Regions from separate parts of the Mus musculus genome. Here region 2 is linked to region 1. The links are chromatin loops, found by intact Hi-C in ENCODE. Cell type or tissue: heart. All regions are shown on one strand. Links, peaks and the distances in the headings refer to the core of each region. The heading gives the core; the rest is flanking DNA.

What was found. A loop is a pair of places that touch in the nucleus more often than their neighbours do. Peaks named below come from ENCODE experiments on the same cell type or tissue, not always from the same donor. Only the 100,000 strongest peaks of a DNase experiment are listed, where the experiment ranks them.
Region 2: it touches region 1 in a loop (1.9-fold over the local background); 17 of 42 quality-filtered maps call a loop at or near these places.

The regions. Positions count from the first base shown.
Region 1 is chr5:96,917,087-96,925,925 of GRCm38, reverse strand. It overlaps Gm33370 (predicted gene, 33370), which reads left to right and starts at 3,777. Exons shown (of 3, transcript NR_168888.1): 1 at 3,777-3,864. It overlaps Gm8013 (predicted gene 8013), which reads right to left and starts at 4,654. Exons shown (of 3, transcript NR_131152.1): 1 at 4,544-4,654; 2 at 4,059-4,137. In heart, for the core only: no CTCF peak of the experiment used is centred there; DNase peaks (open chromatin) are centred at 3,815 and 7,905; H3K4me3 peaks cover 311 bases; H3K27ac peaks cover 5,123 bases.
Region 2 is chr5:96,992,380-97,001,218 of GRCm38, reverse strand. Bmp2k (BMP2 inducible kinase) reads right to left here and starts at 3,530. Exons shown (of 16, transcript NM_080708.1): 1 at 3,123-3,530. The coding sequence starts at 3,291. In heart, for the core only: a CTCF peak has its summit at 3,713; DNase peaks (open chromatin) are centred at 2,898, 3,268 and 3,688; H3K4me3 peaks cover 3,883 bases; H3K27ac peaks cover 3,825 bases.

The DNA of each region.
Region 1 (8,839 bases), core at 661-8,660:
AGGATTAATGTAATTAATTGCAGGAATACGCTTTACTTAGCATCCTCTGTACGTTTTCAAGGTTAAGCCTAAAAGGAATAACTAAAAACAAGTAAAGCTTATTTAAAATCAGGTATACTTAATAGATGACCCTCAAAACTTCTCAGGGTTCTACTGAATATGGCATTTGAAAGGTTTAAAGGAAAAACCTTCCTGTGATAAACAGAAATGCCAGCTCCTTGAGGCAACCCTAATGTCTTCAGAGAACCCACATGGGGCATACATCTGGACAGTGGTGACGCTGACCATTGGGAAAAACTGCCCCATGCCTTGCCTGTTGCCAGGACCCTGCACACACTGTGGATGTTATAGGGCTGACTATCTGTCTATCCAGCCTAAGTCAAAGTAGGCCAATTTCCCAAGTTTCTCATCCCCAGGAAAATCTCTCAGTCCTTCTGCATTCTGTCCTGTGCAGCAGTTGAAGACCTACAACTTCTGCCCCATCCCCACCCCCCTCACTCCCCCCCACCCCCTCACTCCCCCACCCCCCCACCCCCCCCACCCCCCCACCCCCGTGAGGCCATGGAGACCACAGGAGTGGACTAGGGTTATCATGCAGGTAGCTGGTAAGTCTCTGTCATTTTAATAGACACAGAGGCCATTTGGGTTATACTTCCTGCTACAGTTTATCCTTCTCAGATCTCTGATGGTGTTGACAGCTAACAGTAGCTTTGTCTGTTTGTCAGTGGCAAGCAACCAGCTTCTCCACCAAGGCTGCAGCTGCCTGGTCAATGCGTGTCATATATGAGAATCAAGCCTTGCTTTTCCAGATCTCTTAGGTCTCCTGATAAAAAAGGGCACACTCACAGACAGGTTTGACTTATACTAAACGGTTTCAGATGTAACGTTTTGTTTTGTTTTGTTTTCCAGACTATGTTTCTCTTAGAACATGCTTTGTAGACCAGGGTGGCCTCAAACTCACAGAGATCTGTCTGCCTCTGCTTCCAAGTCCTCCCAGAGGCTTGTGCTTCTGTAACAAGATGGTTGCCCCCGCTGCACCGGATGTGTGCTTGGTCACACACAGACAGGAAGTATGTCAGCATATATGGTTGTCCCTGATTGGACAAAGACAGGAAACTTATAGCCTTGCAGGTTTGACTTTATAAGTCCCTGACTAATGTAACCGGGCACCATACTCTGGGAATACAGGTATCACCCTCCTGGCCAGGATCCATGGTCCTGGCCAGTACGCAATAAAACTTGCTTCAAATTTGGTTCAAAACTTGTGGTAGTGGTCTTATTCTCACCAATGGGATTGACAATCTCCCTACCTGTCTAGCACAATTTTTTTTCGGCCTTTTAATTCTTTAACTGGAATGGAAAAGGAACCCTTAGTTGTACTGCTGGACCATGAATTGGGGACCAAGCACTAAACACTCGAACCTGTGGCAGCGCATTCAAGTTCCAACCACAATACTCGGCAGCTCACCTCCTAAGGTCGCTTGTGTCTCGGATCCCTCTGGGCTGCATTTTGTTTCCCATTCTTACTGTCAGCTTATCTGAAAGCAGCCAACGATATCCATACACGGCCCGAATGCCCTCCTATCTTGAAATCTCCTTTCAAATTAATTTGTCAGTTACTTACATATTCATCTCCAGGCAAAGTCTTAGGACATGGACAGATTATGGATAAATTATTGGCCAAGATATAACAGGAATGACAACTTTCTCCAGGTCTCCATTGCGACCTGAAGCCTCTAGAATGCAGATTTTACTGTCCACATTTCCCTCAGCTTCCTGGTCTTCTCATGATCCCATGAACACTGTCGGTTAAGTTCTAGTTACAGTGTCTTAGGTTTTCCCTGACTCACTTTTTTCTAGACCTTTCCAATCTCTTCCACAAACCAGTTCCAATGCACTAAAAACAGCACACATTTGTGTCTTCTCAGCAAGGGGCCCACTTCTCTTGTACTGGCTTTCTCAGTTAGATTTCTGAAGTAATGACCAAAATACCTGAGCAATGAACTTAAGGGACAAAATATTTGTTTTGGGTCATAGCAGCCATAGTTTGCTTTCATGGTGGTGGCAAGGGCATATGAGGCTGTTTACCTCACATGGAAAGAAGCAAACATGGAGGGGTCTGGGACAAGATACCAGTGAGGTCTTACTCCAATGACCCACTTCCTTCAGGCAGGTACCACTTCCTCAGTTTCCCACCACTTCCCCAAATAGCATCACCAGCTGGAGACCAAGCGGTCCAGGCAGAGATTGAGGAGATATTTCAGTTTTAAACCATGAAAGTATGCAGCAGATATTTGTTAAACAAAGAAATAAATGAGCAACTACCTTGCCTGTTAGGCTTCTCTGGCTTTCATATTTCAAAAGAAGAGACTGCATGACTCAAGAGTTACACAAGTCAGAGGAGGCTTTTGCTTCCTGCTGGGCTCCTCCGGGCAGAGCTAATGGCTCCCATTAAAAATGAAAATGGAGTCACTCACACTGACCGTTCTTACTAACCAGTTGAAATGAAGCTACCTATCTGGCCTTCTGAGACATCAGGATGGGACTCTAACAGCCAACTTTCCCAAATAGGCCCACGGCAGTCCACAGGGTAGTAGTCGCTCTGCCTTACTTCTCACCAAGGAGGGTAACCTGAAGTAGCACCGTGTTAACTAAATAGCTGTGGCCCTATTGTTCTGACTCCCTGCTTGTCCTTTACAACGAGAGTACTGGAATTAATTCCTTTTCTGTTCCCTTTGTCTCTGCTTTCTTTAGCTTTCCTTTGTCTGTAACACTGACTTCTTCGGCTCAGCCCCTGGGAACACTTAGTCTAGTTTAGGGAATCAAGTGTTGCCCAATTCTAGAATTGAAAATAAAGCCAGCTGAGGCCGTTAAGCTGAATTGTTGTCATTTGGGCCTTTAACACAAGTAACAAGCTCAGGATTCAGCTGTCTCCAATCATGGTTCTGTGGCGATTGTTCTTCTCCCTATGCTGCGCCTGCTTCTCTTCCTCCTTTACTCTCTTATCTCCTGACTCTACTTCCTTCCCCTCATTTTCTTCCTCCATCATGCCTTCCTCTCCTCCCCTCTCTTCTTTCTCCTCCCCACTTCTTCCAACTCCTCACTTCCTCCTCTCCATCTTTAGGCCTCCCCTTTCTAATGCTTTCTCCTGTTGTTGAGTCTCTTCTGTCTGTCCTCCACATGTGGAAATAGCAGCTGTTCGCTGAGATGTGCCCTTCTTCAGTGTCCTCAGAGAAAGAAAGTCTGTCTCCACACCACTGTTTTAATATAATGAAGAATTTTAGGCTTGGCCACACCTATGTCCATGGCCCAGGATGGATGGCGTAGAGGAGGGACATAGTGACTGGCAGAAAGGGAAGTCGTGGTTTTTCCAAAGGAAGGATGCTGGGTAGATGAAAATAACATAGGTCTGCCACAGATATTTTCCTAGGGTTTTAAACTAAGGAGTAAAGGGGGGCTGCTTTTAAGAGAACACTACTTCCTGCCCCTTGAAAGGAAGCTCTCAGGATGGAGCTACATGGCGATTGATCTTTTATCTGTCTGATTCAGATCATAAACATGTAAAAGACGGACTGCACTGTATTCTTTGAGGAAAAGGTATGAATTAAAGTCAAAGGCAGTTGTAAAGAAACCCACCCTAAACCTGACGTTGTTATTTATCTGTTCAGCAAAGAAGAGGACTGCAGGACAATGCTCGTGTTTATTCTGGCTTCTAGCCAGGTGGGAATTCTGGGACTTGGTTCACAGATAAAATGCCTCAACCTAGGAGAGGAAGTGCGCTGCTCAGGAACTACCCGGGGCTGCAGATTCCCATCGTCTGGAGGCAGGAAAAGCTGCCTGCAGTGTGTTCGTGTGCCTGTACAGGTAGGGAGGCCTTGAGGGCCCTCATTTTCACAGGGATGCAGCCAGGCACTGGAAAGTACAAGAGATTGTTCCGTGCTCAGCTCTTAAAGAGTGTGAGTGTGCTTTCTGAGTTCAGCACTTGTTGGTTTGTCTCTGTGTTTAAAGTCCTTTAAAAGAAGCAAGAACCAGAATCTAAGACAGAAAGAAAACCTTACCTGTCCTTTTTGCTTCTGTAAGGTGTGCTAGTTTACACCCCTCTGAGTGAACATGGGGTGGCTGAGAGCCTCGTGGGTTCTGTGGAAGAAGGAAGGGAAGACAATGTCATGAGCGTCCTTTTCAGATCTCAGAAACATGGCTTCAAGACGCTAATGTTTCTGGGAAACAAACCGGAAGTGGTTAAATTGGTTCCCTTTCTCGACAACGGTTTTATCATTTCACAAACTGGATTTGAGGAAAGGAAGATTGAAACTGTCATTCCCTTAATGTGAGTTATAAACACAAATGGCTAATCAGAAATCAGCAAAAGTTATAAATACATTTGATTAATTAGGAAAACACCTGGGAAGAGAAAACAACCCCACGCACGTCCCACGTTTCCTGACATCCTCTTTTGATTTTGTAAGGTTTCCTCTCCTTACTTTTCAGTGTGTTTATTTGAAAGGAAGTTTCTCTATAGGAGAGAGACAAGAGTGTTACCCACCCATCTCCACAGACAGGCTGAATTAAAAATGTGTTTCTCTCGCAGTATTATTTCATATCTTATGTCCTGTGGCCCATGACCCATGTCTCTGGGTGGTCACATGGGTTCGGGAAGCAGCGTTGAGAAGCGGTGGAAAGAGAAAGCATTACTCATAGTGAGGAAGCTGTGACCAGCAGATAGTGAAAATTATCAGTGAGCACTGTCTGGGCCATTGCGAGGTATCATCACTGTGCCCAGCGCTGGACAAACCCATGTGTATCACAGACTCATCACAGGTCTATGATTCTTTTTGTAATTTTGTTTGCATGTAAGTGTGTATGTGTGCTTATGTATATTTGCCACATGTACGTGAGTATGCTAGAGCATGTGTATGTGCATGTGTGTATGTGGATATGTGCGTGCACATGTGTGTATGCATGTGTGCGATGTGCATGTGTATGCATGTAGAGGCCCGATGGTGACACTGGGAATTTTCTTTGATTGCTCTTCCCTGTGGCAAGATCTCTCGCTGAACCTAGTGCTTGACGATTTCAGCAAGTTCAGCCCAGCAGCTTGTTCTGAGGACCCCTGCCTGGGTTCTATGTGCTGAGTATCCAAAACTGAGTCTTCCCACTCGAAGTCAGTGCTTTATCCACTGAGCCACATCAGTGGCTCGATGAGTCTTAATTAAAAAAAAAAAAATGTTTCTTAAGACCTGGTCTTCTTGCACAGCCTAAACTATGAGCCCAGCCTGGCTTCAGACTCCAGACCCTTCTGCTTTGTCTCACAAACATTAAAATTATAGGTGTGAGCCATTGTGCCTGTCCCAGGGTTCTCAAAATCAGGATTTCACCTGGCTAGGGTTGTGTTTTCAGTGGTCATAGTTCATTTAGTTTAATGAGGAGAAATAAACTCAATGCTATAATATCCTAGTCAGGGGAATATTATCCCCATTTTGTAGATGAGGAATGTTAGGTTTTAGGAGGCTGTGAAGCTGGCCTAAATTCATAGCACTGTAAAAGTAAAGCTGCATTTGTAAGATCTTGGTCTTAGGAACCTTTTTTGTTTGTTTGATTCTTTTGTTTTGTTTTGTTTTTTGAGACAGGGTTTCTCTTTATAGCCCTGGCTGTCCTGGAACTCACTTTGTAGATCAGGGTGGTCTCGTACTCAGAAATCCACCTGCCTCTGCCTCCCGAGTGCTGGGATTAAAGGCATGCGCCACTACGTCCAGTCTTAGGAACCTTAATTGAAGGTTATAGTCTATCATTTAGCATAGCTTTTGATAATTCAGGATGTATCACATAACTAATATAACTAAATCCATATAAAATCTGTAGTGAGTCATATTGGTATACACCTTTAATCCCAGAATTTAGGAAGAAGAGGCAGGAAGATCTCTGTGAGTTCCAAGACAGCAAGGCTACACAGTGTGACTCTATCTCAAGAAATAACAAAAGAAAAAAAGAAGGAAAAGAAAATCTACTCTCCAACGTGTGTATCCTGCAAGGGAAAACAGGACTTGTGAAAAATCACTAGCAAGCATTGTACTGAAATTAGGTTAAAGGTTAGCCTGTATCATACAAAGCCAGCATGTGTAAATTCCATTGTCAACTTAGACTATTTGAGGACCTATAGAAAATCTTCTGCAGACTGTGTGCATGTGTTTGCATGTACACATGTGCATCAGACCTTTAGAAAGAAAACCGTCTTGTTACCATCCATGGACATTTTAAATTCACCTTGAGCTTAAAATATGCAAGTGACTTCTTAGAGAAACATTTTTAAATAAAATTTAAAATTCAGAATAATTATATGTTATAATTCACCTAACAGTTTATACGGGAGCTATTTCATATGTCATATGATCCTTAAACAGTCCATGAAATTTATGTAGACTTTGTGCATCGCAGGCTGTAAGAGTGCTTATAGCCGATAATGACTGCTTATCAACAAGAAAGCCAGCACATTTGACCACAGTCCAAAAGTATAAAAGTGGTGCCTACAGATAATCTATTTCTAGCTCTTAAGGAAGCAACGTCATTACTAACTGGTTGCGGTGCAGGTATTGAGCGGCCTCAAAGGTTAAACATGAAAGGGCAGTCAGAAAATTGACTCTCAAACATCCATATCTTTCAAGCGTCATGGTGGTGTTCCCCAGACACATCTCTCACTCCACAGAGATCTAAAATGGCTAAGGTACTTCTTAGAAGTGTGTGTGAGCCTCCAGTTGTCTAAAATTAAAATACCTACTTCTCTAAAAACTTACTGTGGGCTTGGACAGATGTCTTAGTAGCTAAGAGTACTTATTCCTCAATCTTGAGGATCTGAGACTTCAGATCCTAGCACTCATGTGGCACACACACACACACAAACACACACAAACACACACAGACACACACAGAGACACACAGATAATCACACATACACTGACATACTCATATACACATAGACACACACACACAAACACACACATTTACACAAAGACACACAACACACACATTCACACAAAAATACATACACGCAAACACACACACGCAAACACACAGACACACACAGATAATCACACATACACTGACATACTCGTATACACATAGACACACAAACACACATTTACACAAAGACACACAACACACACATTCACACAAAAATACACACACACAAACACACATGCACTCACATACAGACACACACTAAGACACACACACAAACTTGGCCGTGATTGAACCACATGACCACTCTTGAGTCTGTTCCTGACAGGGGGAAGACATTGTATAGACCAACTAGGCTACTCATGCAAACTGGAATCAGCCTTTCTCAGACTTATGATTAGGTGGGAAGAAAGGAGAAAAAGAAACAAGGAAGATTCTTTTAGAAATAAGCAATCAACAACATTCATCGTGTTCAGAACTTGTAAAACCTTTAGTGCTCTATTCTAATGGTGGTTTGACATCAAAACTTTTCATCATTAACACAGTTCCATCTTCAGAGACTTTAGTCATTTTCCTAATTACAGGAGAATGTCTCCAGAAGTATTTAGAACACAGCAAAAGAAAAAGAAAGTCAATTAACACAGGCTTCTATTTTATATATACTTTAGCAACAAAAGAAATTTCAATTTATGCCTAAAAATAACATACCACACTCCCTTCTGGAGAGGCAACAGTAGTGAGTGGACTCTATTGCAAGAGCCAATGTCAGAGAGGAGCCTGTCACCACACAGGGTTTTGGTTCCTTCTCTATCCCCTCCCCCACTTAGAAGTCACCCTTCAGCATTATGCCCATGTGTACTTGCCAACTTTCTGCATCATGACACAAAGACATTGCTGGTTAGGATCATTGTGGCCGGGAGAAAGGCAGGCGTGAAGCCAGCTGGGCTTCCACGAAATGCACACTGTTTGCGGAATGGCCACTCTGTTTTGAAAGCTCCCTTTATGAAAGGCTAGCATAAAGTCAACAGCCCACGGTCACTCAAATCTGTGCTTTGGTTTCATTGCCTCAGCCCACCACTTCCCTACCCAGGAGAACTATAGTTAAGTTGTGTTTTTAAATATGTCCCCAGGGGAGTGTTGAGTAAGATGAAAAACATGCCGGGTCAACGATAAATCATTTCGGGAAAAGGGGGCACTTCAGGAAAATTAAACAAAGCAGAGAAAAGCCTTAGCTTGCAGTTTGTTGTTACAGAATTTGAGTGACGCTTCTCCACGCTCAGACCAATACTAAACAGGAAGCTCTGAACAGGAAGAAGAAAAAAAAATCCTCCAGCCCAGAGTACAGACAAGAACAGACAATGGTACAATCATTGTCCTTTTAAACAAAACCATGGTGTCTAGTTCTTTAACCCTTTCTACTTAACCTGATGATTGGGAGAAGAATGTCTACAATGACAACCGGGTAACTCTAAAAACCCTACAAGGCTGGAATACAACGTTTCAAAAGTATTAAAAAACTCAGCTACTTCCCCAAATAGCTCCCATCCTTTGTGCCCTGGCGACAATGTGCAGGTAAATTGCTCTCCCTGGAATCTTTGCAGACGAGAAGGTATACAGGAAAACAATGTGCACAGCTCCTTCAGCCAACATTTAGAAATACATTCTGAGGGGACCCTCGTGGTTTTAGATTGGTGAATTGTATTGTGGCCTTTCTATTTTTATTTGGTGCACAATCCTAACACTCAGTTGTCTACTAATTGCGACTGTCATATCGTCCCACAACAGTGTCAGCCCAAATTCATTAGCTGAGCTCATCTCTGGCTGCCTCCATAGCAACTAGCTGAGGATGTTAAGGGATTTCCCCAGGAGCCCGGGCTGAACAAAAACA
Region 2 (8,839 bases), core at 640-8,639, 75 kb before region 1:
AGAGCCGGTCACCATTTCAGCACTCTCGCGTTTTTCAACTTGCTGAAACTCCCCAAGTCCCTATTCTTGGCACTTCTTGGCACTTGCAGATATAACGAATGGGCGGAAAGCTGAGTCTCTTCACTTGCATGTTCCTACTTTAGCTCTCTTACTGTCCGTCAGCAAGGGTCCTTTCCCGGCCACGGAGAGTGTAATCTGCTTCTCAGTTACTTTTTATTGGTGATCTCTGTGTTTAAAAAGGTTCCTGAGCACGGCACAAGCTAGAGTACACAGGTGCAAGAGACGTTCTGGTTTTCCTACAAAGAAAACCTGTGAGATAATCTTCATTTTGGCCTCAGCTAGAGATATGATATACTAAAGAAATCACTAACACGACACTAAACAAGGTGTCTTTAAACACAAAGGATAGGCACACATATAAATCAGCCGACCAGGATGCTGCGAAGCAAGGCTCTGTGGTACCTAACCCTGCCATTTCCCCTGGAAGCAGTGACTCAGTATTTGCTAAGCCAGTGTTCATTCCAACTTGTAGAACACAGTCAATTACAGAGTAAGACAGAGAGTGGTATATTGAAAAGACAAGCAGTCACGCTGAATGCCACGCCTCTTCACACACACTTGCCTCAAATGACAAGCAAGTCTGTCAATTATTGATTAATCATATTTATATGTGGACCAGACTTGTGCCTAGCATCTCACCTAGCCTGCAGAATGTTGAAAATTAAAGTGAATAGTCTTTCAGTTGTGTGCTCTAGAAAGGGAAGCCCAGCTCATCGGAAAGAAGCCTAGGGCCCTGCCTTCTAGAGTTAAACCTGACCCAGGAGCCAACGTGTAAACACAGGAAATTCCATCTTTCATAAAAGTTCCTTCAACCTTTGCTTCCACCTACCACCTGATCACTCATTAAAGCCAAGTAAGTACCTATTTTCATGGGTTTTTTTTTTCTTTGTTTTTGAGACATGGTCTCTCTTTGTAGCCCTGCTGTCTTAGAACTTATTATGCAGCCCAGGCTGGCCTTGAACCCACAGAGATCCACTTGCCTGGTATTAAAAGAGAACACCACCACGCCCAGCAATTAATGAAATAAATTTTAATGAGGCAGAAACCAAAAGGTAAAGTGCTTGCCAAGCAATTATCAGGACCTAAATTCAGATCCCATCCCCAATTTCCATGTAAAAGCTGAGCACTGTGGCCTTCTTCTGGGGGCCCCCAATGCTAGCAGAAAAAGAGAACAGGTGGATCACTGGAGCTCACTGACTAGCCAACCTCGCCAGCCTAGCCAGCCTAGCTCTGAGTGCAATCAATGTCTTAGAAACTAAGGTGGAAAGCAAGTGAGGAAGACAACGTTGTTCTGCACACAAGTGTACACAGGCATACACATGCATGCACCCACAGGCATACACACACACAGGATACACACCACGAATACCAAACAGAAACACTTAAAGCAAAAGTCAGTGGAAGCCGTGCATGTTGATAACAACCTGCGTACGAGCCCAGCACTAGAAGGCTGAAGCAGGAGGATGGAAAAGTCAAGGCTTGCCTAGTAACTTTAGCAGAACTGTCTCAAGTCTGGTGTGACGGGCCTACCTTCATGTGTGTGTCCTCTTGCACATGCACGCGTACACACACACACACACACACACACACACACACTGAACACTCTAACAGTGATATCAATGCTCCGTTACTGAGTAACAGAGTGAGGGCTATAAGATTTACAGTCTACTGATGAAATGTTAGTACTTTTCTTAATACTAAGAGACCTGAAACTCAGTGAGAAGGGCTAACACCATTCAAGCTACACTTCAGTGTACTACTGAACAACTGACAGTATACTCGTGAGTTGACAGCCACCGATGCTAACACCTACCCAACTTAGTTCACACTTGAAATTCCTCTTGAATCAATAGCTAGCAAAGTTTGCAATAGAACAAACCTATCAAAACCACTCAGAAACCCTTCTCAAAATCTGGCAATCTCGTCCCTCCACTTCACCAATGTTCAGAAGGGGGGGGCGGTGCTGTTAATGTGAACAATGGCCTACAAAATCAAGACACACACTCCTGATAATGTAAGTCTGCTTTTCCTTTATTTTATAGACAGAAGCCCTCAGCTCTTTCTTGTGCTGGTTCCTTTTGTTCATGGAATTTCAAAACTACAAATGGGAGCTGCCTTGTTTTTCAAACACAGAATATCAAGACGGCTCCCTACAGTCTCTGGTTTTCTTATTCTTATTTTTAAGTCACTCACATACATACAAGAGATTATTTCTCAGGGACTTTTTCAACATATTTCTTAATATTCCACATTCAAAACTTCAGAGGTCAAGGCATGCAATAAGAAATCAGAAAGTATTTTCTACAAACCAATTACACCAGAGATACAAAACTAAAGTCAAGAAATATTTTTAACACGGAGTAAACTTTGTTTTCCCTAGCTATGCTTTTACACGCTGTCATAACCTCCTTCAGACAATAAAAGAGCCACCAAAACCTCACATGGAAAAGTTAAACTGTTCCACTTTGCCTGTTAAAGTACTAACAAAATGACACAGAGAGGACAAAAAACGGGACCTTGTGTGAAGATTCTAAACAACGAAGATAAACGTGCTTCAAGTTTACTCCCACACGCCACCCCTAAGCAGCCACTGAACTTGGAAGACCGTGCCAACACACACACACATACACAGAGAGAGAGAGAGAGAGAGACATATTATCTGTATACATATAGCCATATACAGTGGTTTGGGAGTCCTGTTTTGTTTTGGTTTTTAGCAGAAACAAACCCCAGCGGAGTCCACCGCCCTGGAAGTCCGGGAGGCTCGGACCCGAAAGCAACGCAGGACACCGGCCAGACAGTGTCCCAGCACTGCTCCATCTGACCCCCTAATGAGTCACGGGTCCAATCATGACACCACATCACTTACTGGGACGTCTTCTATTTCTTTCCTCGCGCCAGGAAGAACAGAGAAAGATTTCAAACTCCTAAGCAGGCAATCGTGCCCGCACCGGAGCTGCCAGCGGCTTCACACCGGAGCCACTGTCCAGCCGCCGCCGGGCCGGCCCCGCAGCCGCCGCCACACCCCGGCCTCCCTCACCTGCCTCCCGCCGCGCCCGTACCTTCGGCCAGCGACTCCTCCAGGGTGACCTGGTAGCGGCCGACGGCGAACACCCGGACCCCCATGGACGAGCTTGCGAAGCCGCCGCCGAGCCCGCCGCCCGCGGCCCCGCCAGCCGCCGCCCCGCCGCCGCTGCCCTCCGACTTGGGCATCCGAGAGAACTTCTTCATGGTCCCGCCGGCGCGCTGGAGGGCACCAGGAGGGCACTAGGGCGCGCGAGGGCGAGAGCCCAGACCCGCGCGTCGCACAGCGGAGCGCCGGGCGCGGCCGACCGTCTTCGAGGGGTCGCCGCCCTTCGCGCGCGCGAGCGTCGGTGCGCAGCGGCTCGCCGCGCCTCACATTCCGCGCGTCCCGAGCGCGCAGCCCTGGCCGCCCGCTGCAGCTGCCCGGCGCCCGCAGAGCCAGCGGGGAGGGCGGGGCCGGGGCGGGGCCGGGGCGGAGCCTGGCGCGCGGGGCGCGAGCTGCCCGGGAAGAGGGAGGGGCCGGCCGAGGGGGGCGTGGCGCTAGGCCCGGCGGCCTGCGTGCCCTGGAGACCGCAGCTCGGCCCGGCCCGGCTCACACCGATGCCGCCCGCCCCTTGCGGCTGTTGGGGGGCGCGGCGCCGGTGCCAACCGCTTGCAGAGCCGGGCGCCGAGCCCCGCGCGCAAGCGCGCTGTCCCCGCCGCCGGAAGTGACGGTTCCGGCCCGTGTCACGTGGAGGAGGAACGGGCACATCGACGTGGGGGCTGGGGCTAGGGGTGAAGTCCGGGGTCCGGGTTATCAAGGAGGTGGAACCCACGCGGATCGGTGGGGCTACTCGGGTTGGAATTGTGTGTGCCGCTCTGGAGTCCTTAAATGCCGCCAGCAGCGTGACCCACTCTCGGAAGCTGCCGGCTTCGAGTCTCAGCCAGTTTTCCAGACTCTATCCCGAGAGGATCGGTTTTCCAGGGCTCCCCGGAGCGTGGGCGGAGGAGCAGCGCGAAGCTCGCAGGTTCCCACGGGGCGACTTGCGAAGCCCAGGTGTCCTCGCACTGTACCGGATGTTTGCTCTCAGAAGCGTTCTGCGGTTTAAGAATTACTTGGGAGAGCTTTAAAAGCTCTGTGTGTACAATGTCGGAGCCGTGCGATTGTGTTCAGAAAAAGATATTAAGATTTTTAAATATCATTAATCGCCATTGGCTGGAGAAGACGTAACCCTGTCGCCCAAGGTCACACAGCTGGCTTGTGGCCTGGAGCATCAAAAGTCTTAGTTACTCGCTTTCAGCCATTCTGAAAAAGTAGGTTAGGGTCAGATCCTTAGTCCAGGCCGGCAGACTTAGGACTGTTTGGAAACAGAGGCAGCACCAATCTCTGACCCCACCCGAACAAAAGATTCGCCCGTTGGAAAAAGAACTCCCGATTGCCTCACTTTTCATAAACTGCAAGAGTCTCATGCCAGTGGGAAGGGCACAGGAATTCGGGCAGAGGGCATGTGGGAGTGGAAAGGATGGCAAAATGGAGAAAATGTGCAAAGAGAAGGATTTTCGCTCCAGCCCACTTCCTGGACATGGAGTCACATACAGCCTGAGCTGGCCTGGACCTCATTAGCTACCAGAGATAGCCTTAAACTTGTGATCTTCCTGTCTCTGCCATTGTGCCCCCTAGTACTGGGATTATGAGCAAGCCTCGCCATCAGGCCTAGCTTGGCCTCTATAGAAAATAGGTTCGGTAGCCCGAGGCTAATTCTAGCTGAAGCAAGAGAACCACGAATCGGAGGCCAGCCTGGAATGCATGCCAAGATCTTTTAATTTAAAATAATAATAACGGTGCTTGAAGTTCCCAATTTCTTAAGCTAAAAAATGTAAATTTTTCTCTCTACCCATAGTGTAATATTTCTCCAATTTTCTCAAATATCAGCCTAATGATGTTTTCTCCGCCGCTGTTTTCTTTGTCTTTTTAATGAGGTACGGGCAGAGACATTAGGAAATATGCTTATTCAAAAGACAGCTTATAACCCTCTGTTCACTCTTCTCTCTGCTGTTTGAAGAGAAGCTGTTTGTCCGACACACACAGGGCTCCAGATTCAGGCATTTCTGCCACATAACCCACTAAACTGACATTCTTCATCCAAAGGCCTGACATTTAAAGTACATTCCAGCTCAGTGGAAGTCGGATTACATGTCAGATGATTGATGTGTTGTGGCACTTGGGAGTTTCCATTTAGAAATGAGCTGGCCATCTTCCTTACTGTGAGGAGTCTTAGGAGTCGCCTTTCTCCAACAGTTAGTTGTGGTTTTTTTCAAGCAGAATAGTGGAGAAATCTAGTCATTTTGTGCGATTCAAAACTGGATTGGCTTAACAAGCAGTTTGGGCCTCACACAACTTAACCTCATCAGAACACGAGAATAAAAAACCCATAACCATAAGGCCACCATTGCTTTGGTAAAGAAAAGCACTTCCTTGAACCCACAGATCCTGACTGGGGATTTTGAAAGTTAATGTTTAGGACCCTACTGAAAACAAGTCACCACCAAGGCATCCATTGAGTTTCGAGGAAATGTGCATGCAAGCCTGAAAACCCGAGGTCAGTCTCTGGGACACATGGCACAACCTCAGCTCCTGTAAGCTGTCATCTGACTACACACACACACATATATACTCCTAATTCATAACTGTTTGAAACTATTCTTTAATTAAAGGGTGGTGAGGCCCTGGAAATGGCTCAGCAGGTCAAGGCATTTACAGCACAGGCCTGGTGATGTAAAAATTTACATAATACTAAAACATCTGAGAAAAAGGTTTTAAGATACTGAGCTGTTCACAACGGCACATTTAACATGAAACACATTTCTGCAATAGAACTTCAGCTACATCCTGACCTGTTTACCACTCTACTAGGCCGAATGAATATGGAGAACAGGGCCTAAAAATGAGACATGCTAAAGTCTCATGTTAATAGCCAACTTTATTCAGAGCATCAGACAATTTATATCCTGAGGGTTAAGCAGAGTCACATGAGTAATGTGTACAATTACAAACCCAAGCCACACATGGTGAAAACATGTTTTTCCATAGGAGCATGTGAATAGCAACAGTCAAAGTAAACTACCTGCTGCACCTGGAGGGCCACAGAAATACACTCCGAACATTTCTCTGTTTTAAAGAAGAGTCTGTGACTCTTCTCTTCTTGGTGTTTTCTCACACTCAGAATTCTCTCATGACTCTAGTGTCCTGACACTGTTATGTTTTTTTCTGAAGGTTTTTTTAACTATTGCTTTATGTATATAGATATTTTGCCTACATGTATATCTATGTAGTATGTACATGCCTAGTGCCCTCAGAGGCCAAGAGAGGACATTGGACCCTTTTGAGCTGGAATTACACACAGTTGTGAGCAGTCAGGTGTGTACTGAGGACTGAACCCTGTTCCTCTAGAGTACTCTTAAGAAGTGAGCCATCTCTTCTGTCCACTGACCATGCTTTTAAGAGCAATTTTAAGTAGTCAACAACTTTACCATCTGGATGTATTCCTTGGTCTCCACATGCCTGACTGGGAAGGGTTCTGCCACCAAGTATATAGTACCTTTTACTTACTCTGATGGCAGGTATACATACCATCCTTTCTAAGGAGGTAAGTAGAATTTTAACCCCACAACATGGTTGCTCTGGCTGGAATACAGACACAACCTTAGTACACACTTTTAATCCCAAACAATGAAGGTAAACTTAGTTAATAGAAGGAAGCACCATGTTTGATAGTGACATCTACTTGAGTGTCAGAGAAAGTGACAAATTAGAGAAAGATTTGACAGAATAGGATACGCCCAACAAGAAGAGAGAAGAAAAGAAAGCTATGTAAGAGAGCACAGAGAGAGAGAGAGAAACAGGAAAAAGGCAGTTCGACCAGGACAATTGCAGAGAGAGAGAACAAGATAGACACAGGTGAAGGAGCCAAAAAATGAGAAGGAGCAAGATTAGAACATGTCACCAAAGTTAGTATGAAGCTAAGCAGAGCAATTCTGTCAGAGGCCAAGAGAGAAGCCAGTTTGGATGAGTCATCTCGGAAAGCAGTTTGCTCCAGAGCAGCTGAGTTGAACCAGCCAGTCCGAGCTCAGAAAGAACTAGAAAGGATGAGCTTATGCACCGGCAAGTCTCTGAATGAAAACATTCTAGGCATAAATGAGATTGTACAGAGGCTAGAAGCTTCCAGGACCAGACCTAAGTTCGCAGACAGTAAGAGGCATTAAGCCTCTGAGACAACAAATACCACTGGAGAGCAAAAGCTACATTTACAGAGGCATGTGTTCTAGACTGGAATTGCAGCCACATCCTGCCCTTTTCCTAAGAAGTGTAGCTTCCCTCCTGTGGCCGAGGCAGTGCAATGGTCATGTATCATGTATCAGAGCTATTCTAAAGTGAGTTGTGTTCATTAGCCCAGCAAGTCTTCATGACAACCTATTTTACAACCCTTAGTAGGCATGAACCATTTGTTAGGCAATATGCAAACATATACATTGAGAACCCTATTGTATGGCAAGAGTCACAGGCGGCCACAAGTGTATCCTGGTATCTAGAAAGTTGGTATCATATTCAAGACCAGTAGGTTGAATACTCAACACTGATTTACAAAAAAAAATCAAATTAAATAAATAAATAAATAAATGGACCAGGTTTGGGGGAGGGGAGGAAGAAGCCTCAGGCTAGTACTTGTCTGCATATGTTACTTCCTTGTCCTGAAAGAGAGTATCACTTATCGACCCTAATTTTCAGCAATTTCACTCCAGCGACCCCTGAATCACTTTCACTTCTCATGAAGCTGTTTCAGGGCCCAGTGTTCAGTCAGGCTTAACGTTTTTTTTTTGTTTTGTTTTCGGTCATCTGAGTAGGTTGCAGCCTAGAACTGCAAGGCCGCCTCCGCCGTGGGCACTTTCCTGAGCTCTGTCATTTTCCAGTCGCAGGTTTGAATGCACTGAGCCCTCACTGGTACTTCACACTGTACTCCTCAGACTTCTGGAACAGCTCTTGCCACCTGATGATAAGGCTTCTCTCACATGCCTGCCTCCATCCAGTGTGCCTACTGTTAAGAATTTTATTAAGGGAAGGGCCTGACCCACATTGTTTTCTTAAATCCCAGTGGCAAGCAGCATATCTGACATATAGTGCTCACTGAATAAATAAATGACTTGGCCAAAAGCCTAGTTAGTGGTAAAACTGGGTTCAGGGAAGGGTAGAGACCAGGCTCAGACCTCAGATCTATCGGTGACTCCAAGTTTAGCCTACCTGCACCTGATTGTTGGGCATCTTTATCATTGAGAATGATCACTGCCCTCTCCCAGCGGTGGTAGTTAGCTTTTTGTGTCTTGTTTTCTGATGCGGAGGTTTTGAGGTGGCCCGAATTATGAATATCAAGCACTAAAGGCCAGTAACAGTGCTGAACTCGCAGTGGGAGGTTAAAATAAAGATGCAGTTCTTCTCTTTTTCTGCATGATTTTGATCAAAACCATTAAGTGTCTCAAGATCTGTGTGGGTTAGTTAGTTTACCTTCTCCATTTCAGTAGACCTTGAACTACAGTTATAGTTACAGCTAAGGATGAGACAGGCTGGAAGCAGAATGGCCTCTCCTCGGGCTACAAGCATCTTGGTCGAAGTGTCTTTTTGCCTGTGGCCTTCTAAGTGACAAACATTCATGGACTGAAGTATCCTGGCCATTGTCAACCTGGACAGCTTCCTGGGCCTCTAAGAATGGCCTAAGAAATACAA